2 separate regions of the Homo sapiens genome follow, and region 1 is linked to region 2. Evidence: chromatin loops called from intact Hi-C (ENCODE). Cell type or tissue: mammary epithelial cell. All regions are shown on one strand. Links, peaks and the distances in the headings refer to the core of each region. The heading gives the core; the rest is flanking DNA.

Evidence for each region. Peaks named below come from ENCODE experiments on the same cell type or tissue, not always from the same donor. Only the 100,000 strongest peaks of a DNase experiment are listed, where the experiment ranks them.
Region 1: a loop joins it to region 2, with 7 times the contacts of the local background. A loop is called at or near these places in 2 of 110 quality-filtered maps.

The regions. Positions count from the first base shown.
Region 1 is chr9:86,979,022-86,991,096 of GRCh38, forward strand. It overlaps GAS1RR (GAS1 adjacent regulatory RNA), which reads left to right. Exons shown (of 7, transcript NR_049794.1): 3 at 2,749-2,904; 4 at 8,427-8,594; 5 at 9,781-9,885. Among named protein-coding and RNA genes, the nearest start is that of GAS1RR, 36 kb to the left of the region's middle. In mammary epithelial cell, for the core only: no CTCF peak of the experiment used is centred there; DNase peaks (open chromatin) are centred at 4,460 and 4,880; H3K4me3 peaks cover 146 bases; H3K27ac peaks cover 2,356 bases.
Region 2 is chr9:87,101,243-87,113,317 of GRCh38, forward strand. LOC124902197 (a long non-coding RNA gene) reads left to right here and starts at 931. Exons shown (of 2, transcript XR_007061639.1): 1 at 931-1,121; 2 at 1,296-1,428. In mammary epithelial cell, for the core only: a CTCF peak has its summit at 5,971 (motif pointing right); DNase peaks (open chromatin) are centred at 6,089 and 8,819; H3K27ac peaks cover 1,496 bases.

The DNA of each region.
Region 1 (12,075 bases), core at 1,259-9,258, 120 kb before region 2:
TCCCTGTCCCAATCCGGCTGGCTCCATCCTGAGCATTCAGACCACTTTGCTGAGGCCTTTAACTGCATCCCAGTGACACAACTCACACAACAGTCACAGTCACCAATGCAACTCTGGCGCCAGCAAGCTTTAGTTTGTTAGGAAAGAAGTACTACTTTCCATGTATGTTTAAATAGTACAGACACATAATATTAAAAAAACAGAAGCCCTGAGTATGTAATTTGATGCTAAGCCTTTGCAAAATAGGCAGAGATCCAAATATTTTTCTCTGCTAAAAGAGTTGAAAATATGTTTCCAGGGGTGACTTGGCTGGAGAGGTTACCACTTGGGATTGGTGAGCTGAAAAGTCTGATTTGCAGACGATCCATATTTCTGAGACAACCACGAGAGCGCCTAGGGTTGACTGAGATCCAAATAGAAGGTAGTCTCTACAGTTGAACTTTCCAGGCTAGCCAAGTGGGAACGTGAGTGTGGTAGCGGGTGGAGGGGAGGTGGGGGAACAGATCTTATTTTTGAAGCTTTAGACTCAGATTATGGAATCAAGTGAAATGGTGCAAGACCCACTCAAGGTTAGTTAGTTATAAATTCGGACTCTAGAATTCTTTGTGAGGAGTTACTCCCTAGGTTATTAGAGATAATACATTGCTTGAAGGCTATTATCTTGATGGTAGTCTGGTGATAGGGAGATGCCTATAGCTTGCCAGCTAGGAAAATGGCTATCCCTGGACACCCATGAGGTCCTGGGCCCTTTAAGTCAGGTCAACTATATCCTACTGGGCTCCAAAGGCAAATCTTTCAACTCAGCAGATGTTTTATGTAATCTTCCAGGTCCTTCCCTGCTGCTCCCAACATGCGTGTACTTGCTTTCATTTCCTGGCTTCAGATATCTGGGTTCCTATGGTAGCTGCTGTATCTGACTTGGTTCTCCTTCAGGTTTGGCAGTGACCCTCCTGGTGGACTAGAGCTGAACACTGCCACCCATTGTAGACCCCAGCCTGTGAAACAATTCCCATAGTCAAGCCTGCTACCACCTCTCTCCCAAATAAGTTCTGGACTCCTTCTTGTCAGAAATAAATGGCTTCCCTTAAGCCTTATGCAAAAAGAGAGAAACATGACTAATACCTGGTCCTTACTTTCAAGGAACTTACAGTCAATTGCGTCAGATACGGTACAAGAAAATTGAGCTAATGTTACGGTAAGTCTTATGCTACAAGTGTCAAATGGATAGCAGGTGCTCTGTGGTTAGGAGGAGGGAGGGGACACTTCTTTTCGGAGAGACCAGAAACAAAGTGTCTACAAGAAGGATTTTTAGGGATCTACAAATAGTTTTTTAAAATTAGTTATCTATTGCTATTGTAACAAATTACTGCAAACTTAGTAGCTTAGCACAAGACAAATTTATTACCTTCCAGTTCTGTAGGTCAGAATCTGACATGGTCTCACCTGACTAGAATCAAGGCATTGGCAAGACTTCATTCCTTCTGGAGGCTTTGGGGGACAATCTGCTTCCAGGCTTATTTGGATTGTTGGCAGAATTCAGTTCCATGTGGTTGTAGGACTGGGGTTCCCGTTTCCTTTTTGGCTGTCAGCGGGGGTCAGCTTTAGCTCTCAAAGACCTCTCTCCACACCTTGCAATGGTCCAACCCCTACAGTTCAGGATCAGAATCTTCTCATGCTGCACTTCTCTTCTGATTCATCTGTCTACCTTCCATTTCCACTCTCAAGCACCCTGTGATTACCCAGGGCTCACGCTGTTTATCCAGGATAATCTCCTTATTTGAAGGTCGATTATCAACCTTAATTACATAACATAATCACAAGCATAAAACATCGGGTGAAAGTCATGGGGGCCAAAATCCTGCCTAGCACCGTGTTTTTGTGATATCATAAGCTGGTGGGAGAATGGAATTCAGAGGAGTGAAGGGCAGAACCTAAATCACATTTTCATTAAGCACCTAGCAGGTGCTAAGTATGACTCAAGTTTGGAAGGACAAGTTAAGTCAGGACTCATTGCTTCCTCAACACCTCAGCCTCAAGGGGAAGACAGGTTTATTTTTAAATAAATTGCAATACAATCAGCTACATGCAACATCAATAACCAACATTCAGAATTTTGTAGTTTTATTTTGATAGAGTACTTTTTTCTCTTGAATTTCACAAGTTGGCACATATTTATGACCATGAAAAGAAGTTCTGATCAAGGCATTGGCCAAAAACTGCAAAAAATGAGGTGGAATCTAAGGGAGACCCATTCTCAATTGCCCCATCATTCACACCACAGCACTGACCCTGACCTGCCATGTTGCATTACTTTCAACTTTTTCACCCAACGTGGAATATTCTCTCCTTTCAATTGTAGCACAAAATAATATTTAAGGCAGAAAACCAGACTGTAATAGCAACATTCCAGTTGATATTTTGAAGCTCATTAGATCCATTCTTAGTCCCCAGGCAGCATTCTCCACTCTCCAACATTCACTCATTTTCTCCCCTGTTTCCACTTTTACCCAGTTGTATACTCAATAAGAAAATGAGGAATAGAAGACATTTAATTTACTTTGAAAAATTAGTCTCCCCATCCCAACCCTAATGGAGTGTTACAGACAGTGAAGCCATTCAATAAAGGTTTAGCAAATTGAAAAACAAAAATGCAAAGAAAAGAAACAAAACAAAGTCCTTGGTTTTAGGGATTTTAAGTGAGTAGACAGGAAATGGCATTTGCTACCTGAATCTTTTTATCTTTTTCAGGCAGAGGTGCTGAGCAGCTAATTGGAGGGGATAGTATGAGCCTCCAAAGATTAGGGAAGAAAATTGCAGTTGAAGAAAACTTGCTTTGGTTCAATGCAAAAATAATGGGATGAATGGCATGCTGAAATATCATATGACTTACGAAAATGATGAATGGTAAGACCATTGTACATCTTCCATAAAAGCAGGCATTTAAAGCAGACATTGAGAACACTTGGTTCTATGTTCATCCCTTGCTGATCTCTTTGCCCCATGTAACGCTGTTTGTATTCTGGTTTTGGTTACTCTGGAATGGCCAGTGATTCCCAAACTCAATAAGAGGAGAAATGATGACAAGAAGCAAAGGCCGTCTACAGCCCTCACGTTAGGTAAGCAACCAGGTAGTAAGTCACCAGAAATGCGCTGTCATTCATGGGAAGGTTCCCAAAGAGTCAATGGAACATGAGTTCCCTAGGTTAAAAGCCAGTGGCTCACTGGTCTCACTTTAAAGCTTCAACCCCAGGTTCTCCCATCCACATCTCAACAGGCCTTCCTGAAAATATGTTAGGCTACATGGCAAAGGGCAATAAAGTTGCTAATCAGCTGACTTTAAAATAGGGAGATCATCCAGGAGGGCCCAACGTAATCAGAAGCAACCTGAAATGTGGAGGAAGAGGCAGAAGAACCAAAGTCCGAAGGAACATGGTGATGGAAGCAAGATAGGATGGATGTCGTGTGAGGACTCAGCCTGCCACTGCTGGCCTTGAAGATCGAGAAAGGGGAAGGAATGCAGGAGTGTCAAGAAGCTGGAAAAGGCAAGGAGATGGATTATCCCCCAGAATCTCCAGAAAGGAATGCAACTCTGCCCATCACTTGATTTTAGCCCAGTGAGAGCCATGTCAGAATTCCAGCCAACGGAACTGTCAAGAAGCAAATTAGTGTTGTTTTAAGCCACCAAGGTTGTGGCAATTTGGGCTAGCAGTCATAGGAAACAAAGAGCAGCATCATTGAATCAATCCCCAATGTGTGTTAACTGTGGTGAAGGACCCCGGGATGCCCATGGATAAGAAGCCCTTATCTTGAATCATTCTTTGTGCAGGACTGAGTGACAGACTGTCCAAGAAGTCACAAGAAAAAGGTCACTATAACTCTCAACTTGTCAAGCTTCAAATTCTGTGTGTAGAAACAAATTTCCAAGTTCTAGTCTGTTGTAGAGATTAAAAGCTAATATCATAAGGGCCAAATTCAGCAGTCAGACTCTTTACTTGCATGGATTTTTTTAATTGAATTGGTAGCCAAGATTTAAAAATGTATCCTAAACATCAGGATTTTTGACTTTTCTTGGAAAAAAATAGAAAATCTTGCCATATTTGCATTTTCAGGATAGAAGAGTAGTGAATGTCCCTCTAGACAAAGAATGCTCTCTCTGGTTGTCACTGTCCCCACTACTGTACCGTCTCGCATCCCCTCCAACTGTCCTATGTGGTCCTCTGGGCACCTGAGTTTGCAATTCCTGGTACACTGCTTATATACAGTTTCAATACTGGCTTAATTAGGGTAAGGTACTAAAGGCAATCTAGTTAGTTGCAATGTTTCATCCTGCGTGATTGCACAGTGCCTTCATCAATTTCAGAAAAAAAACCTCAGAGATGAGATTGTTTGGCCCATTGCCCCATTCCTTCCAAATTCTTAAGCTATGCAGCACCAAGAAACACTGGCGTGGGTGCCTGATAGGGAATTTCCAGGCCTGCTTAATGACTCCAATTCTGATCAGCTAAATCTTTACTCCCTTGCGAATATATCCAAATCTGACTTCAGCAGATAAGGAGAGAATTTTTCGAAGGATAGAAATCAAGCTGGAATACTTTCAATGTGGTACACAATGTGCTCAAACAAAAAGTCAGATGATCTGATAGCGTCTTCATATGTGCAGGACTTAGAGAAATCCTTGTGCCCTTTCATTAGATTAACAGCATGTACATTCTGACATCAGCTGCAACATGAGCTGGTATTGCAAAATGTGCTTTGGAATCCTGACGCATTAATTGTTATGTTTGGCTTTATTACCAACATATCTTTTTACTCATATCTGAATGCCGATGGTTATGGGCCAACATTTTTGGAAAAACGATACCTTGCAAGCTCACACTTGAAACGGCTCTGAACAGTAAGAGAAGGTCATAGATATGGGAATAAGAGAGGAAAGTCGGCTCACAAGAGTCAATGTCCTGAGCGGCTAGGCAGGAAGGCACCTTTTCCGTGACAGCCTGTGCGTCTTCAGAACACAATGCAGTGAATAATCAGCCATAGATGGGCAAGGGGGAGGCCTGGTCGGGCTTTTGACACAGCCCTCTGTAGGCGTGATGGATGTGGAGAAACTCAACCCTTCCCAGGGGGGTCAGGTGGCACCATCAAAACAAAGAGTGCAAACAGTTCAGTCCTGGAAAAGAACTCCCCCCACACTTACCCCCCTTTCTTTTTGCTGTTTGTGCCAAAAAGTTACAGTATCCAGCCATTCCTGATTAAGTTGGAAATCTATGCAAAGAAAAGAAAAATGAAGCCAATGTGAACATGCACATATTTAAATTGTGCAAAATTTCTACAGAAATAAATAAATAAATAAATAAACAAACTGGCATTGATTTCCAAGGCTGGGTGAAAAAAAAAATCCACTTTCTGGATTAGAGGGCAAGACATTATCCAAATTGGCAAAAAAAAAAGTTCTCCCAAAACTTTCCTTTGGAGGCTGTCGATAAAAACAAACCAGAGGAGGATGGTTCTTCCTCTGACCCTGGGGCCAGCCTGAGAAGATGAAGAAAAGAAACAGAGTATGTGTGTGCCTGCTGTCCCAACCAGAAAACCTTTGAAAAATAATCTTTTTCTGCCCTTTCATTGTTTTCTTGTCTTTTTACATCTCTGAGCAGTGATTCTGTTGGGTTTGGATTTATTTGAGCTTTTGGTAAAATACACCACTACTCCTACCTCTCCTTCCCCGCTAAATCTAGGCTCCTAGGAATTTTAGAAATATCTATAAATTTGCTTAATTGCCAGCCAGTTTCTCCATTTCTAGGCAACTGGCTTCCCTTAGCTGTAATGTCAGAATCTGACCTATGGCATCAGGGTCTCGTTTATCTGATGACTACCAAATGTTAAGGGCGCCGTCAGCCCGCTTTGCATGCCTCTACAACTGGGCATTAGATACCTGGCCTTGGAGCAGGTATCTGAACAGCTCTTCAGCCCTTATCCAAATGGGTGGAAGAGAGCCAGTTGAGAAGGGAGCTTTTGGGAAGATGTGACAGTAAACAGCACCTGCTGTGTACCAAGCAATGGGCTGAGCTTTACTTTGCGCTATGCCCACAGGCATTCAAAGGGCCAATTTTGTCAGTCTTACTTTTACCAATAAAATTCATGGAGAAATTTAATATCTTGACAATCTTAAGCCAGTACATGGTAAAGCTGGCATTGCAAACCAAGGCTGCCTGCCTCTGAAGCTTTACTTATCCACAGAGTCCCATTCTTACTCCCAACAGAAACTTCTAGAAAGATACTTTGATGTTTGCTCTTTTAAACTTCTTATCTCTCATCTAATCCCTCATCACAGAGAATTCCCGCAGAGAGAATTAGATATGGCAGCAAGAGCTTTGCAGAAGTAATTATTAGCACGCCTCAGCTCAAAATTGATTTCCACTCTTGGACCCAGACTCTATCTCAGAGGCAGGCTGTCAGGATAGAAAATGAGGGTTCCATATAATTTAGGCCATTTAGATCACTCTGCTGGCCCCCAGCCACCCACAGCCACCACTGTGTTCATATGGCTTTAAACAAATAACTAGTTTTAAATAAGTAAGAATTTGGATTGTGACAGCTTTATGGGAAAATGTCAGAAGCAGAGTTGTTTCTGAGGGACTAGTTCAGTGGGCAGCGGACAATGAATCCTGTCTGAAAACACAGCATCAGGCAATTAGAGGAACACAGGGATTCCTGGACGGCCATCTACTCTCTACCTTCCTTCTCCCAGCAATCCCTTGGCTCAGTTTTGGACTTTCCCTCTCATGGTGTAAGTTTTGATTCCAGACACCCATTTTGTGTGCTTACACAAAAGGACAGGGCAATGGCATGCAAAGATCATGGGCTGTGAATGAGAATACCTGCTTTTCAATAGTTGTACCATATTAACAAACTGTGTGACCTTGGGCTAGTTACCTAACTTCTCTGGGCCCTTCTTTGTAAAATCAATTGTTCTAAGTCTGGAAACAGTGTAAATAACATACTACCTGGCTTATAGTAGACAGCTAAGTAAAACTTTTCCTTTTCTCTTCACTCTTCTACTAACTTGCTTCTTCAGGAATGCCCTAATTCCAAGGGGTTCCCTTCTTTTTTTGCAAGCCTTATATATTTTAAGAACTGCTTAATTTGATGATGGCATTGAAGATTGAAATCTTGCATTTTATTCATGAGCTGTGTACTGCTGATGGTATTGTTTAACTTCTCTGAGCCTCTATGTTCTTATCTATAAGTTCTTGATAATAATTGTGATGCAGTTCATTTCCAACCAAACAGCCATTTAGTACCTTCTTCTCTGCACAAAGGGCCTAGATTTTGGGTCCATGTAGCCAGCAGAGGTCTCTCAACATGAGGGAAGACCCAGACCCAGTGGACAAATTCTGGTTGATCTAATGTAATGATACTAGCTCCATTCTTCTTTACCAATGAGTGCTCTAGGGGGAGTATAAATGATAACCACTTTTAGCCAAAGAAATAAAAATGGAAGTTTTAAGGTGGAGCCCCAAGAGAAAAAAGCCTTTTGTCCACTACTTTCCACTTAGTTGTTGATGGTGGATGCAATGCCTAGAGAACTGGCAGCCATCTTGACCCTATGAGGTGACAGCACAAGGATGAATACAAATATGCTAATGATGATGGAAGGGATGGTGGGAAAAAGCCAATATTGTGATATAATATTGTAAAATTAATTATCTTGAAGATGTTGTAATTCAGACATAAAGAAATAGTAAAAACCAAATAGTTCTCATTACTAAAGATTGAATGATTTTACTTATGGCTGTCCAAGCAATTCCATTCTCTCCTGTTAGCTGTGAGCCTATTTGACTTACCCTTTTGGCCTGAGGTGAATTTCAAATCTGTCAGTGTCACTGATTGGATAAACAACTTGCAGGGAAAGGAGGTTGTAACTGAGTCATTTGTTGATTATTTGTGGATTATAAGTTGTCTAGAGAGTAGAAAAAAGACTGAAAATGCTAGCCGTGAGCAAAAGTAGTTCATTCGTAAATTCAATCAACATTTATTAAGGTCCTCAATTAGGTGGTGGGAAAACAAGGTCAAATAAGTTAGTGCCCTGTCATTACAGGGCTTAGCAACAACTCAGTAGAGAAAGATATGTGACAACTCAGTAAAGAAAGATAAGTGAACACGTCCAATCGTCCCTCAGTATCCATTGGGGATTGGTGTCAGGACCTCCTATGGATACTAAAATCTGTGGATTCTCAAGTCCTTTATATTAAATGGCATAGTATTTGCATATAACTTATGCACATCCTCCCTTATACTCTAAGTCATCTAATACAATGTAAATGCTATGTAAATAGTTATTATACTGTATTGTTTAAGGGACAATAACAAAAAAAGTCTGTACATGCTTAACACAGGTGAAATTTTTTTCCAAATATTTTTTATTCGAGGTTTATTGAATCTACATATGTGGAACCCATGAATGGGAGTCGGAGAAGGGGGCAACTGTATACGCAAAAAGCTATCATAATTGCCAAAATAGTGATAACAATGTTGAAACACTACTGGGATTACTACTGTTAATGACTACCAGTGATCAAGCACCTCCCCTGCCCCAGGTACTGTCCCAAGTACTTTGTAAATACTGCCTTTTATGATATTTATAACAATTCTTTGTGGTCAGTCCAACTGTCATGCCTGTGTTAGAGGTGAGCCTCTGAGACCCAAATGCACACAGCTAGTTAATGGAGTAGCTAGAATTCACATCTAGGTCTTTCTAATTGCAAAGCTCATAATCCTGACAACCAAGCCATGGTAGAGATTCCAACAGAGTAAGGTGGAGCTTGAAAAGGAGGAAGGAATTAATTTTGCTGGGGGTACTACAGCAGGGAGTGGAAGTTAGGAGCGGGGGAAGTAGGAGGAAGAGTAAGGAAGGTCTTTAAAAGGAGGTGACCCTCCATGGAAGCTCAACTTCCTGGAGAAAAACTTCTCAGAAGAAAATGTATGATGTGCAGTTCTTTAGCATATTATCTAATATGAAGGAGTAGGGGGGATAGAGGCAGAATGGTATCTGAACTGGCCCAGTGGCCCCCCTCCCCGCCCCTGCCAAGAAAACTGCAAGTTCCAATGCAATTGGGACATCAGGGACCTGGGAGAATTATTAGAGCTGTTTATTTTGCCAAAGTACATACTTGAAATCTCATGCATCAAAAGTTTTCTCTGAATACAAAATACTGTGATTGTCTACATTAGACCAAGGAAACATTATATTCAAAGAGAAGGAGAGAAGTTTGAACATACTTATTTAGCATATGAAAGTGGGTGTTCGTGCCAAAAATAATTCTGTGTGGTAGAAACCTACTTAGGCAGTGTCTAAACTAACACAGCAGAACATGTGATGTGAAGATTTGGTGGCTGTAATTCATGCCAACCAGATCCCCCACAACCAGATTTGGTCTGTGAGACCCTCCTCATCCAGCCTCTGCCTTGTTCTGTGGCCTTAGGCTCAGTGGTCTAACTTTTAGCACTCCACTTGCGCTATCGGGTTTTGCCATACAGTTCTAACAACTAAGTATTTTAACCAAGCTAAGGCCTGGACAACACTGAAATATAAGAGGTAAAATAAGATTTTGCTGTCTTTTGAATTATTCAAATATTAAATATTAATATTATCAATCTGTAATTACTTGAATAATATTACTTTGTGAAGATTCTGTTTCTAGTAGATAAGGCCTTGAATACTTCTTTGAACTTTTTGAAAGTGTATACCTATTTTTTAAGTGTATACTTGTTTTTTAAAAACAGTGTTTGCCTGCCTTGTTTGAAGACACGAAAAAATGTACACAAAATGATTTAGAACTGTTGAACTTTTCAGAAAATAATTTAAAATCATCTACCTCATAACTAAAGGTATGTTTTTTTAAAATTACAAATCAATTTCAGCAAGTTTTAAAGTTGATAATATCTCATCCTGTTTTGGGTATACCATGTACAGTAATTAGTACTGTACTTAATTAAAACGATCAGTAATTCTTATCATTTTAAAGAGGGCAAACTGAAGTGATCTTTTTTCAGTGGCAAGAAAACCCCCAACTCTCAGCATAGCCACATTAACCTTCTTTTCGTTCCACAAATTAGCCAAGCTCATTTCATTCCTCAAGTCTCTGCACTTACTGTTTCTTCTTTTTGCTACATTCTTCCCAGAAATACTTGCTTTTCGTCTTTTGTATTTCATTCAGGTCAAATGTCAAATGTTCCTATTTCAGAAAATGTGTCCCCCCCTACCCCTCACCAACTCACCCAGTTATGCAGACCAAAAACCTGGAAGGTTATTTACCAATTTTCCCAGTCCCCCCATATGTCATGTATCAGTCTGTCCTGTTGATTCTGTGTCTCAGTTCCATCTGGAATCTGACCATGTCCTGTCATTTCTATTGCTAAAACTCTAGTCTAAGCCACCATGCTCTTTCATCTGTATTAGCACAACAACCCTTTCTCATTGCAACTTAGCTGGCCATACCTACTGCAGAAACTGGTACCTTGAAAGGGGATGTTGCTAGGATACAAACTTAATATGTTTATTTCTTTTGAGAACTGCCAGACTGTCCCAAAGTGCCTGAACCATTCTCTATTCCAACCAGCAATATATGAGGACTCTAGTTTCTCCACATCTTCACCAACACTTGTTATTTTCCTTTTTGGTTAATAGCTATCCTAGTGGGTGTGAAGGGGTACCTCATTGTGGTTTTGATTTGTATTTCCTTAATGACTAATGATGTTGAGCATCTTTTCAAGTGCTTGTTGGCTGCTTGTATAGCTTATTTGAAGAAGTGTTTCTTCAAGTCATTTGCCATTTAAAAAATTGGGTGTTTTTTTTTTTTGCTGTTGAATTGTAAGAGTTCTGTATGTATTTTGGATACTAGACCCTTATCAAATCATAATTTGCAAATATTTTCTCCCATTCTGTGGGTTGTCTTTTCACTTTCTTGACAATGTCCTTTGATGCACAAAAGTTTTTATTTTTTATTAAGTCCATTTATTCATCTTCTTTTTTGCTTGTGCTTTTAGTATCACATCTAAGAATCATTGTTAAATCCAAGATTCCTATGTTTTATTCTAAGAATTGGAAAATGGAGACTCAAAGAAATACATGTACACACATGATCATAGCAGCACTATTAACAATACTCAAAGGGTAAAAACAGCCCAATTGTCCATCAATGAATGGATGAATAAAATGTCGTTATGCATACAATGGAATTTTATTCAATCATAAAAATAATGTTTTACCGATGTGTGCTACAACATGAAAAACCTTGAAAACATTCTGCTAAGTAAAGGAAGCCAGACACAAAAGTATGGCATAATTCCATTTACATGAAATGTTCAGAATGAGTAAATCCATAGAGATAGAATTCAGATTGATGGTTACCAAGGGCTGGGAGAAAGGAGAATAGGACAATTGCTTAATGGGTATAGGGTTTCCTTTTGGGGTGATGAAATGTTTTAGAATTAGATAGAAGTGGTGGTTGCACAATATTCTCAATGTACTAAATGCCACTGAATTGTTCACTGTAAGATGGCTAATTTTACATTACGTGAGTTTCACTTGAAAAAAGCAAATTGCAAAGAACAAAGTAGAATCGCTCCATTTCCTCTCTGAAAGGTAATACATTTAATATATTTTTATTTCTGCTTTTTCTATATTTCTTTTCAATTTTTTATATATTAGAATTTTAGATACACAGTATTTTTTTATAGTATATGTCTTCTATTTTAAGACTTATTGTTGATATTTGCATTATGCTTAATATTCACATTAACAATAATTATTTAGACTTATTTGTAGTTTTCTGATTTCATTGTTCATCTTTGATGAAAATACTACGCCTTCCTCATTCTTGAATATGTTATAGTATTTCTTTGAACAATTTTTTTTGTTTCTTTTGTTTTGTTTTGTTTCTTTGAGACAGAGTCTCACTCTGTTACCCAGGCTGGAGTGCAATGGCACGATCTTGGCTCACTGAAACTTCTGCCTTCCCGGTTCAACCGATTCTCCTGCCTCAGTCTCCCAAGTAGTTGGTATTATAGGCACGCACA
Region 2 (12,075 bases), core at 2,516-10,515:
GCTCCCAGCTTCAATTTCTTCTTAAAGGAAGCAAGATCTTAAATCAAAACCAAGAAAACCATGAGAGAGCAGAATCTCTCTGGATTTTGAAGATTTTTTTCCCCAAAAACTTTACAGTTCTCCTAGAACTGTTCAAAGCATTAAGTTTAATTTTTATAGAGAAAATTATTTTTCTAAATTTAATTTTCATTGATTTATATTTAATTTAATTAGACAATTAACAAGGACAACTGACAGAGACAGGTTTGGGAACAAATTTAGCTGATTCTGCTTAAGCATTCAACTCATATGGTAAGAAAATAATTCATAGGATTCTTAAGTAAAATCCAGTACAGCAAATATTTAACAGACTGTGGGCAGCTATTAGTATGCTTAGAAAAGGAACCAAAAGCAGGTAATTCACGGTGAGTTAGATTGCCCTGAAGTGGTTGTTTGTTTGTTTGTTTGAGATGGAGTCTCGCTCTGTCACCCAGGCTGGAGTGCAGTGGGGCGATCTCAGCTCACAGCAACCTCTGCCTCCTGGGTTCAAGCGATTCTCCTGCCTCAGCCTCCCGAATAGCTGGGAGCATGCCACCATGCCCGGCTAATTTTTGTATTTTTAGTAGAGACGGGGTTTCACCATGTTGGCCATGCTGTTCTCGAACTCCTGACCTCGTGATCCTCCCGCCTTGGGCTCCCAAAATGCTAGGATTACAGGCGTGAGCCACCGTGCCCGGCCCAAAGTGTGTTTAACTACCTAGGAGTTTAACTACTGCGGAGTGACCAAGGAGCCCTGGCAGACTAAAAGGAGATACACTAAGAGCTAATCTAATCCCAACTGGGGATGTGGTTTGGAAAATCGCTCAGCCCCTTGCTGTCTCAGTTTTATCACCCATGAAAAGTGAAGTTTGAGCTAGAATAAAATCATGTGCGTCAACTTCATCTCCTAAGTCAATCGTTTCTTAATTTTTTTTTCCATTGCTTGTCTTATTTTGCTTTGCAGATTGCCTAAAATTGTAAAATGCTTCGTATTGTTTACATATAGCATCAATGACAGTGTTGAACTTAAGCTGATGCTTTATAACTCATTTCCTGGCCTCTGAGTTGGCAGTAGAAGTGGAAACCATTGTCCAAGGCCTTTGGTAAGAGTTTTAAACAGTTGCATTAGACAATGGGCTGGCAATATGTGGTAATGGGGACACCAAGTGAAAGCCTGCAGCTCTCAGCTTTGCCCTTGGCCCCCATCAGTAATCTGGGGAGAAAACCCTGAACCAAGGAGTCTGCGTCTGATGCCTTTTCTCTTTTGCTCTGTGCAGGAGTGTGTCAGTGCTGACCCTGCAGCTACAGAAATGACCAAATCAAACCTGTTGTACTGAGGGTAAAGCTCAAATGGACCCTGTGACTACTCCTCCTCCTTCCCCAATAAACCTTTGTTCCTGACCAGAAAAATCCGTGCTGCACTCATAGGAGGGAATATCTTGTTATACACAGAAGAATATCTTGTTATACCCCAAATCATGTGCAATGACTGTACCAAAGTCTACTATGGATAGCAGATAGTTGGATATCCATAGGATATCCATAGTAGACTTTGAATGGTACAGTCATTGCACATAATTTGGGGTAATTCATCTGAGTGGCCGTAATTATCATGGATAAGTGATGTATGGTATAAGAAGATATTTGTTTGTCTCATATGCATATCTTTTTTCCTTCGAGGTTTTTAGGAATATGAGTGTAAAATTAGTGCTCTGAAGTCAGCAATGAGTCATTACCTCTTTGCCTTCATCCATTTTTGTGTTGCTAGAAAGGAATACCTGAGGCTGGGTCATTTATAAAGAAAAGAGAGGCCAGGTGCGGCGGCTCATGGCTGTAATCTTAGCACTTTGGGAGGCCGAGGCAGGTGGATCACAAGGTCAGGAGTTCAAGACCAGCCTGGCCAACATGCTGAAACCCCGTCTCTACTAAAAATACAAAAATTACCTGAGCGTGGTGGTGTGCACCTGTAGTCCCAGCTACTCGGGAGGGTGAGGCAGGAGAATTACTCGAACCTGGGAGATGGAGGTTGCAGTGAACCGAGATGGTGCCACTGCACTCCAGCCTGGGTGACAGAAAGAGACTCCATCTCAAAAAAAAAAAAAAAAAAAAAAGAGGTTTATTTGTTTCACAGTTCTGCAGGCTGTATAAGAAGCATGGCACCAGCATCCGCTCCTAATGAGGGCCTCAGGCTGCTTCCACTTTTGGCTGAAGGTGAAGGAGAGCCATGTGCAGAGATCTCGTGGTGAGGGGGAGGACATTAATCTAGTCATGAGAGATCCACCCCTGAGACTCAAACACGGGCCATAAGGTGGAACCTCCAACATTGGGAATCCAGTTTCAACATAAGATCTGAAGGGGACAAATATCCAAAATATAGCACTCTTCATTCTCCCCAGCACATCCCCCTGCTCCCTTCCCTTAATCAGCACTACTTGAACTGAAGTGGATTTTGAGCCTTTAACATTGTATTTAAAAAAGATATTTGTGTTCTCTGTTCTAAATTTTAAGATCAACTGAGCATGACATTTCAGGTATCTTTCTCTTACAAAAACAAAACGAAACATGAGAAAATGAAATTAAGTTTCTTTTATATTCCCATGTGGTTGTGATTTTCTTTTAAAGCAGGTCAATTGCCTTTAATAGAAAACTTTCCCAATTCCTGTTAAAAAAAAAAAAAAAAAAGGAGGGGGGAAATGTTCCAAATCTCAGTCTAAAGTAGCACTCAGAAACAGATAATAGTGCAAACTACATGAATAAGATTAAGTGTTCTTTTTTTTTTTTTTTTTTTGAGACAGTCTTGCTCTGTCACCCAGGCTGGAGTGCAGTGGCACCATCTCCTCTCACAGCAAGCTCCACCTCCCGGGTTCAAGCCGTTCTCCTGCCTCAGCCTCCTGAGTAGCTGGGACTACCGGTGCCCGCCACCACACCTGGCTAATTTTTTGTATTTTTAGTAGAGACAGGGTTTCACCGTGTTAGCCAAGATTGTCTCGATCTCCTGACCTCGTGATCCGCCCGCCTCGGCCTCCCAAAGTGCTGGGATTACAGGCATAAGTCACCATGCCTGGTGAATAAGGTTAAGTTTTCTAGTAGCCATAAAAAGAAACAGGTAAAATTAATTCAGTAATATATTTTATTTAACTCAATATACCCAAAATATCATCATTCCATCAGGTAATCATTATTAAAAATATTAATGAGATATTTTACTTTTTTTCTCCTTCTTTTGCATTAAGTCTTTGAAGTCCAGCATGGGTTTTACACTTCTAGCACATCTCATTTGGGATTAGCTACATTTCAAGTACTTATTAATAGTAGCCACCTGTGGCTAGTAGCTACTATATTGGGTATTGCCGGCCTAGGGATTCTTTTTCACATGCTGATACCTAACTTTTATTTTATTTCTATTTTGTCACTTTGTTTTAAAGGACAGGAACCATTTAGAGCTCAAGTCTTATGTCAGATGGAAATTTTTCCCAGTTTCTACGTATTCTATAGCAGTTTCTATGAGGTATAGAATTTTGTCAAATGGCCACTATTTCTCATTCTGCCAGGGACACCTTCCCCGAGAACTTCAGTATGTATTGAGAGTGAACAGTGAGTCAAAGCAAAATTACTTAGCCTTATTAATTCCAGTTTTAACCTCCCAAAAACCAAATTTTTCAAATAAGAATTACATACATTATCTAATAGTAAAAATTTTTCAGGCTGTCTTATTCAATATCTCTAAATATGCACAGAGCATTCAATAATTTTCTAGCACCTTGCAAATTGATACAAGCCTAGCTATTTGGTGGAACTTTCAAGGTGAAGAATATGACATGTTACATTAGTTCCTTATGTGTGGATGCTGGAGATGACAACTACTGATAGCTTTCCTCACCCGCCCTGTGGGAGGGGGGGCCTTCCTCCTCAGATTTCCCAGATTATTAATGGAATTTCTTCTTTTGTAAACTCCACACTGACCCCACAAATCTAGTACCTGCACATCTCTATCTCATTATCTTTATTATAACATGATAACATCATATCTCCATTATAGGATTTGGGCAAGTTAAAAAAAATAACAAAACCCACTATGATTCATTATGTTGCCCCTTCCACCAGTCTATGAGCTCCTCAGGACAGAAACATTCCTTATTCTTCACTATGTCTGAGTGAGCCCAAGTAGCAATGCCCAGTGCATGGTTGATGCTCAGCCTTTCAATTGAAAGCAGGAAGTTTTGCCCTCTTCATTCACCTTTGACTCTTACATGTCATATGCCTTCATCAAGATCCAGGTCAGGACACATTTTCTCAATACTACCTGTGCTGGTCAATCTCACCACAGCTGATACCTTCCGTTGAATTGCCTTCATTCAACAAACAGCCATGGGTGCCTACTTTAAACCAGGCACTGTGCTGGGGAAGGCGGTAAAAACACAGATGTGTTCTTAAATTCAAGAGGTCGGAGGAAACGTAGACAAAAATCAGTGCATTGAGTATTGTGCTTTTGAAATACCTTCCTGTGTATTTTTCCTTCTGAGCAGCCTGTTTTGTTTAATCTGTGGTTTCTTTCTGTCCAGTCCCTTCCACTGTGAAGCCTCTGGAAGCTTAGAGTCTCAGGGAGGTGATCACAGGTACTGCTTGGAACAAGCATTTCTAAGGGTAGGGAGGAAAAAGAAGCCCCATTCATGGCCGAGGAAGTATAAAGTTGAGAGAGCGAGAGAGAAAGAGGGAGAGAGAGATGAAAGAAAAGAGGGAGGAAGGGATGGAGGGAGGAAGAGAGGGAGGGAGGGGAGAAAGAGATATCACAGCGGGCCTTGCCTTTCTCTGTCACAGGCAGATCCTAGGAGCTGCTTTTAAGTCTTGTCTATGCTAATTGGAAGTCAGAATTTAAACTAGACTGGACTAAGTTTTAAAATATAAATGACTAAATATTTACTGGATCTCTCTAAGCTATCTAGTTTCTGGCTACCCACACAGATGGTGACTCAATGAACAAAATGAAAGCATTCACTGGAAATATTAAAACTGGTCCATATTTGTACAACATGAAGTTGGCCCTCCTAGTCAAACCCACTACATATGGTGAGGGAAAAGTTCCCAGGTACTTCCTATATGGCTAGAGTGACTTTTTAAAAACTACATTTCTTTCAGAAATCACCACTTCTTTTTAAAGACCTTATCGGAGGTTCAACTGCGAGTATCCTAGATGCAAGACCATAATTGATTGATTGTTCTAGGAGGTTTCATGCACACAATCTGTTCAACAAATATTTATTGAGTGGGTGAATTTGTCAGTTGCTTGTAAAGAAGAGAAAAAGTCTATTTTTTAAAAGTCAATTGTCTTGGTAAGTTCTCATTAACCATTGTTGCTAATTGTACAGAAGTTCAAATGCAGAAATGCTGGTAATTTGTTTTCATACTTCACCATGAAAGAATTTCTCAAACTCTCTATTGTTGTTTTTTAAAAAAGTCAAGGAATACAAGATACAGATTTTAGAACCAGAAAAATCTGGGCTCAAATTCCAGTTCTGTTATGGAGTAGCTGTGACCTTGATCAAACAATCTAACTACTCACAGTCTTGGTAGTCTCAGCTATAGACAAAAAGAAGGAGGGAGGAAGAAAAAGAGGGAGGGAGAGAGAGAGAGGTAGTGAGGGAGAGAGAGGAAGAAGAAATAAAACATCCTCCTTTGAGGGTTGTTGTTGGGGAAGAAGGATTAGAGACAACTTGAGGAAATATCTAATATGGTTCTTAGCACAAAATGGATAGTAAAAAAAGCTGATAATTATGATTATGATCATCAGTGCTATTGGTTGATTTCTCATCCTTGAAATAACCACATTTTTTTCTGAAAAGATCCAATTGCTTTTTGTCTCTGGTCATTCCTCATATTACCTTCTTTATTGCACTCATTGCAGTTAGGGTCTGAATGACACTGGAGATTTGTAAACTGATCTCTGCCTCCAGGGGGTGGCAGTCTTCCCAGCTCTTCATCATGTCATTCACTTGCTTCTGAGGAATGGCTCAATGGCTCCTCATTGTCCTCAGCAAGAACCTTACTTTCCCAGAGATGGTTTTGGGAGGGGAGGGGTGGGGAGTGGGTGATGAGCATGTGAGTCACAATCTTGCAAGGTATTTTGAAGATACACCACACGGAGACATTCAGAAATAGAATCAATGAAAATTATTAACTACATTAGTCAGTATCCTGCTCATCAGGTGAGCTGTGGGCCACTGTAACTGGAAACACCAAAAAATCATCATAGAAATGTCGAAAATTGTTGAGGATCCTGAAACAAGGAAGTAACCAACTCCAGAGCCAATGTGTAGGGCAGGAACACGAGGGATACTCTGAAGAGGAGGGAGGTTAGGACAAAGTAAGAAGCAGAATCCAGACAAGCCCACAGGAAAGATGGAACTCTCAGCCTCCTGGCCTCTCACTAATTCCTTAATGTGAAGAAACTGTCATTTTGATAATTCCTTGCACAGAATTTGTCTGTCTATATGTTTAGGCTCGAGTTAAACTCTAGTAAAATGTTGATAGTTATCATTGCAAAATGTGGATCAGCTTGTACTGAGCAAAACCCTGCAACTCAGGACTTTATGAAGACTGAGAACTGCTTCAGGTGTTGTCAGAGGAGGGAACCCGGACAGTGTGGCCATTACCTGATGATTCATGTCAACGTTTCAGTACCCAGAAGACACATGATTTACTCTGGGTCCCTCCAGAAGCTGACACTAAGCTAAAGATACAAGTATGAGCACTTTATTTGGGAGGTGAGAGTAGTATACACTGGTAGGGGAGTAGGGATTGGCATAGGGAAAAGAAGCATAGAGTGGAGGATTAAGCAGCTTCCACTGGGTGAACTCTGGGAGCCATGTGGAACCCCTCCCAAGGGATAAAGGACCTGTGGGTATTTATACACCAACTCCAGAGGTCATTGGCTGAGGGCTGCTCCCATGGGGCATTAATTCCTTAGTGCTATTGATGTAAGGCCACCATACTTCCAATTCTTCTTCTAAACGAAATGAAAATTGAGTACAGTTATAGGTGAAGAAAGGTGAAAAAGGGTGATGGGAAGGGAGTGATTGAAACAAAGATGCCACAGCGCCCTAAAGCTACTCCTTCCTCACATCAAAGTCCTGGGCGCACTCCTTTCTTCCCTGCCACACACACTCTACTGCATTTTCAGTGCCTGGTGCACATTAGAAATGCAGAGCTCATCAGAGTGTAATTTTTTCAACACAATGAACCTGCTTATATAGTGGAAAAAAATCTTCTAGAAGATTTTGACAGGAAACTCTTAAAAATTTATTTTTAACTGTGTGAGTCAAAATCTAAATTACAGAGCTTAAGAAAGTAAAGAATATATACCAACCAAGTATTTAAGTTTGTGTGTGCATGCTTATAAACACACCTCTCCTTTCTTATTATGTGAGATTGAGCAGAGATCAAGCACCTGAAGTTCTAATTCTGTCCCAGAAAAGCATTCCCTTCCCAGGCTGTCACATCACATGCTCAGACACCCAAGTGACTCCATCTCCCCAGATGCATGAAAGCCAGTTCTCTCAGCTCATCTTCTCCCTAGCTCCCACCCCTGGAAGCTGTTAGACATTTTGGAAGCTGTGCCTTTGGCTCCTGTCCAAGGAACAGTTATTTCCCACTTGTGGCCCTGAAGAGTTCATGGGAGCCTCCCAAAATATGTTGCTCTCTTCCTAGGAGTAGTTTTTGTCCTGGGAGACCTGAGATACATAAAAATTTAAAATCAGTTTCCACTTCGAGAAGGGAAAATGAGTGATGTATTAATATTAGAGCCATTGTCTTGCTGCTTGCCAGAGCAAAAGAAAACCTCTCTGGCTACACTCAACTGTGTATCCTGGGGCTTAGGCTTCCAATTAATTTTAACATAAGGAAAAATTCTTAACTCATATCATAAGGGATCCTTTATTTTCTGGTTCACACTACCTGTCTCTTGTGTGGAGAAATCCAATATAGCCATGAAGAGACAAGGACTCAAACAGGCCATTCTAACTGATGGAAAGCTTGGACTGTGCCCAATGCAGATGTGTCATCACCCTCTTGGGGAGGTGCTAAGTCCACATACTGGGGCTTGGGGGAAAATGGCAAGATTGCTCCCCAAAATGTCACTTAGTCTTAAAAGGAGTGACTTTAATTCCTGCCTTTGATGGTGGAGTTGTTGAATCCTCTGAAGCATGCGCACACGCACACACACACAGAGAGAGAGAGAGAGAGAGAGAGAGAGAGAAAGAGTTTTCCTTTAAGCCTGGAATTCCTCAGGTTTGATTTCAAACTAGAAGAGAAATTTTTGTTGCAGAGACAGCTTATAGAGAAATCCTCAGGCTGTTTGGGAATTTCAGCACTTTGAAAAATGAGAATGTGTGGAGGGATTGTTTTTCTTTGCCATGTCTCAGTCCTTTTTTTCCCTCCCTCATCCACAATTCCAAAAAGAATACCCTTTTATAAGGTCAAGATTTTCATGTGCTTAGTTTTCATGTCAGATTGTTAAGAAAAAATATAAATTTCTTCATTTTGTATATGCACCATAATTTTTAAAAATACAGAATCTCATACACTTTTGAAACACATAGCTAGAAAAAAAAGCATTATCATATGACTCAGGTCATAAAGGTTAAGGTTGGGAAAAAAGATTTTCCTTGTGAACATAAAGTTCTTTACTGACTGATGATCCCCACATAAGTGGTTTAAAAGTTTCCCACTGTTGCTGAAATAGTAAGTCATGCAAAGATGAGCATAAAACTGGATATTTGTTTTTCATCCTGAAATATGTTCTCCTTGCCACTTTTGACCTTAAATGGAGTTTCTGCTGTCTCTGATTCACTCTGTTTCTTTTGTGCTCTCTGTAGTAATGTGCTGGGTAGCTCAGATGTGACTGTGATACTGTTTTCAAATATCTGTGGCCACAAGTAGTTATACTATTTAATGTTCACAGATTCCATATCCTTTTTTCCAGTACTCCTATGTCTTAAATACAAATTTCTTAAAATATGTTTTTATTAAAAGAACTAGAAAATGATTTTTAAAATGTATGTAAAGGGGATTGCTTACTTAATAGTTCATTTGGTTACCTGAATACAAGGTCATGTGGAAAATCTTCCACTTACCACCTCAATCTCTTCTACCCTGGAGCCCATTCTCATTAATTCTGGACAGTTCTGTGAAGAAAGGGGATAGTGCAAAAGGAGAGACAGAGAACAAAAGATGCTTGAGTTTCAAGGTTGGCTGGCCTGACAAAAGTGTCTAGCCCAATCCCTGCATCCAAAATGTGCATGTGCCTACAACATACCTGGCTTTGCTTAAATACCACCACTGACATGTAAGGGTAGGGGGCTCTCTTTCCTTATACTACATGCAAATGATGGAAGAGTTGTTTTTCTTAGAATCAGGCTAGTTAACATTCACAGGAGATTTTTTAACCCCATTTGACATACAAGTTTACCTGTTGATTAGATTATTTTCTGTCTGTACCTGAGGCCTCTAAGCTACATTTGGACAGAGAGGCTTATGTTTTGTTCCCAGCTTTATTGCAGACACTTTATTGCAGACACATATTGCAAGCACTGTGTTAGTGCTTGATATAGTACGCAAATACCTGTGGAAAATGTCTATGAATGTGCCTCTGCTCATTTCATAGAAGTTCAGGTGTTTGGAGATGGCTACCTAAGTAGTAAAATTAAAGAATGGTGCCTGATGACCATGTTCCTTGGTCATGAGCTATTGGATGCTGGTGGCTGTGACCTACTGATGGGGTCAGCTGAACATTGCATGGCCACATTTTGCCACACCCTGGTCAACAGGTCAGTTGATCTCTTAGATTCTTAGAATTTGGGTTCCTAAATTCTCTGGTGGAGTTCAGAATCGGCATTTCAAAAGAAATTTTCTGGGAAATTATGATTTACAGTTGGTTTCGCACTGACCTAACAAATGTGATTCATGAACCGGGCAGCACTCAGAACCAGAAGAGGTTCAGACAGCCCAGCAGTGTGAGTGGTGAGTTTTTATAGGTCAGATTCAGTTGTAAAGTAGAGCGATCACCTGATTTGGCTACAACCAGGCGTCTGCCATATTTGAGCGTGGTGCGATGAGTTGGCTGCCTGTATTAGGCTGGAACCTGACTGCTTGTGATTGGCTGAAACTCAGCGGTTTGCTATATTCCTAAGTCAGGTTTTGGTTTGTTTTCATATTCAATTAGGTTGCAGTTTCTTACATAGGAACTCAAAGTACAGAGACAGCTGCAGTCTAATGGCCTCCTGCTTATTTAATTTAACATCTCAGTATTATACTGATGATATAAACAGAATGCTGTGGGGACACAAAGGAGGGAACAACAAACTTGCTTGAGGGTAAAATCCAGCAGCTCTAACTCTGAAGCAATGACAATATAGTTAGGGAGAAATCACTCCAGTCACTGACTTGCCTGTGGATCCCATTTCTTTATAATCCCTAGAAAGATGTCTTGGAGGTCTTTGAAGAAACATTTAGATTTGTACTAGTGGAGAAGAAATGAAAGGGTTTTGAAAGCAGAGAGAATAACTAAAGCAAAGTGTGAACATCTTATGTTCATGGATATATAAGACTAGGATGAGGAAGAGTGGGTGCTAATTCTAAGTCAGTTGCCTAACATGCATCATAAATTGCAGAATATGAGCACTTTAAAAAACAATCTATTTAAAAAAAAAAAAACTTGTGGATGTCCCAGGATAATGACTTGGTGCTTTTCCATTTAGGGAATCATGTCTCAGAGTCATTTCTGTGCCAATAGTTTTTGACAAATAATAAAATCTCAAAAAATGTTTGATGAAGGACTATTTTACCCACCTGAGGGAAATGATGATCTTTTTATTTGTAATGAATTAGGCTACATAAAATCTAGGAGATGCTGGTAGTTATCTTGAGACCAGGAAGAACATTTTAAGGGGAAGCTACAATCCAAAGGAAGACAGATCCAACTCAAAGATAAAACAATTCCTGGGGATATTACTGAGCTGCTGAGTTGAGATGATTCTAAAGTCAGAATATAGCCAACACATTCCATTTATTGCATTTTTCTTTCAGCTTTATTATTAGATATTTCAAACCTGAAGAAAAGAATAGAAAAATAATATAAGGCATATTGGTATACTTACAGCCCAGCATTTTAAAACTGTTAGAATTTCTTCTGCATTTTTCTTAGAGAAATCAATCATTAAAGGTGCTGTTGAAATTCTTTCTATAGCATCACTTGATCCAATGTCCCTACCTTCTGGTTCTCTTTAGAATTACCTGCTTTCCAGATGTGGGATGTGCAATTCCCATTATGTTAGGGCCCAGCTGCTGTAACAAAGACACACAATGCTTCAGCAGTTTCTAGAATACATCTTTGTTTGTTACTTAGCCCCAGTATGAGCAATGCAGGAAGGAGAGGCAGTGCTCTCCCACAGGGTCTTCCAGGGAACATCGTTCTTTCCTCTTGTAACTTCATCGTCCCCGGACTGTCATCACCTGCATGATTGAAGCTGAGTCCCTGCCACTTCCCGGTTCCAGATGGTGGGAAGGGGTGGAGAGTTTGAAAGGGGCACATCCATGTCTTAAGACACAAATGCTTAAGTAGCACACACCCCTTCCTTTTGCATTCCGTGGGAGAGAACTTAGTCACCCCACCACAGAGCAGTCATGGGAGAGGAGAAATATGGACTATAGTAAGGCTACTGCATGCCTTACTGGAACTCTATTACAATGGAGGTAGAGAAGAGTGGGTTTTGTAGACAACCAGGAGTCTGTGCTGTTGTACTGTAGCCCATTCCTTGATACTACCACTACCTGCATACACATACCTCAATGCTAGAAAGGAAAATGGCCAACTAGCATAGGCCACCCAAACCCAGACATGCCAAAGGAGTCGCAGTGAATGCAGGCATGCTTCTTTCTCAGCCCAGTGGGGAAACTTCTGAAATCTCATTACTAAATATGATGTTTGCTGTAGTTGTTTCATGTATGCCCTTATCATGTGAAGGCTTCTTTTCAGTTTTGTTTTGCTAAGGGTTTTTAACTTTT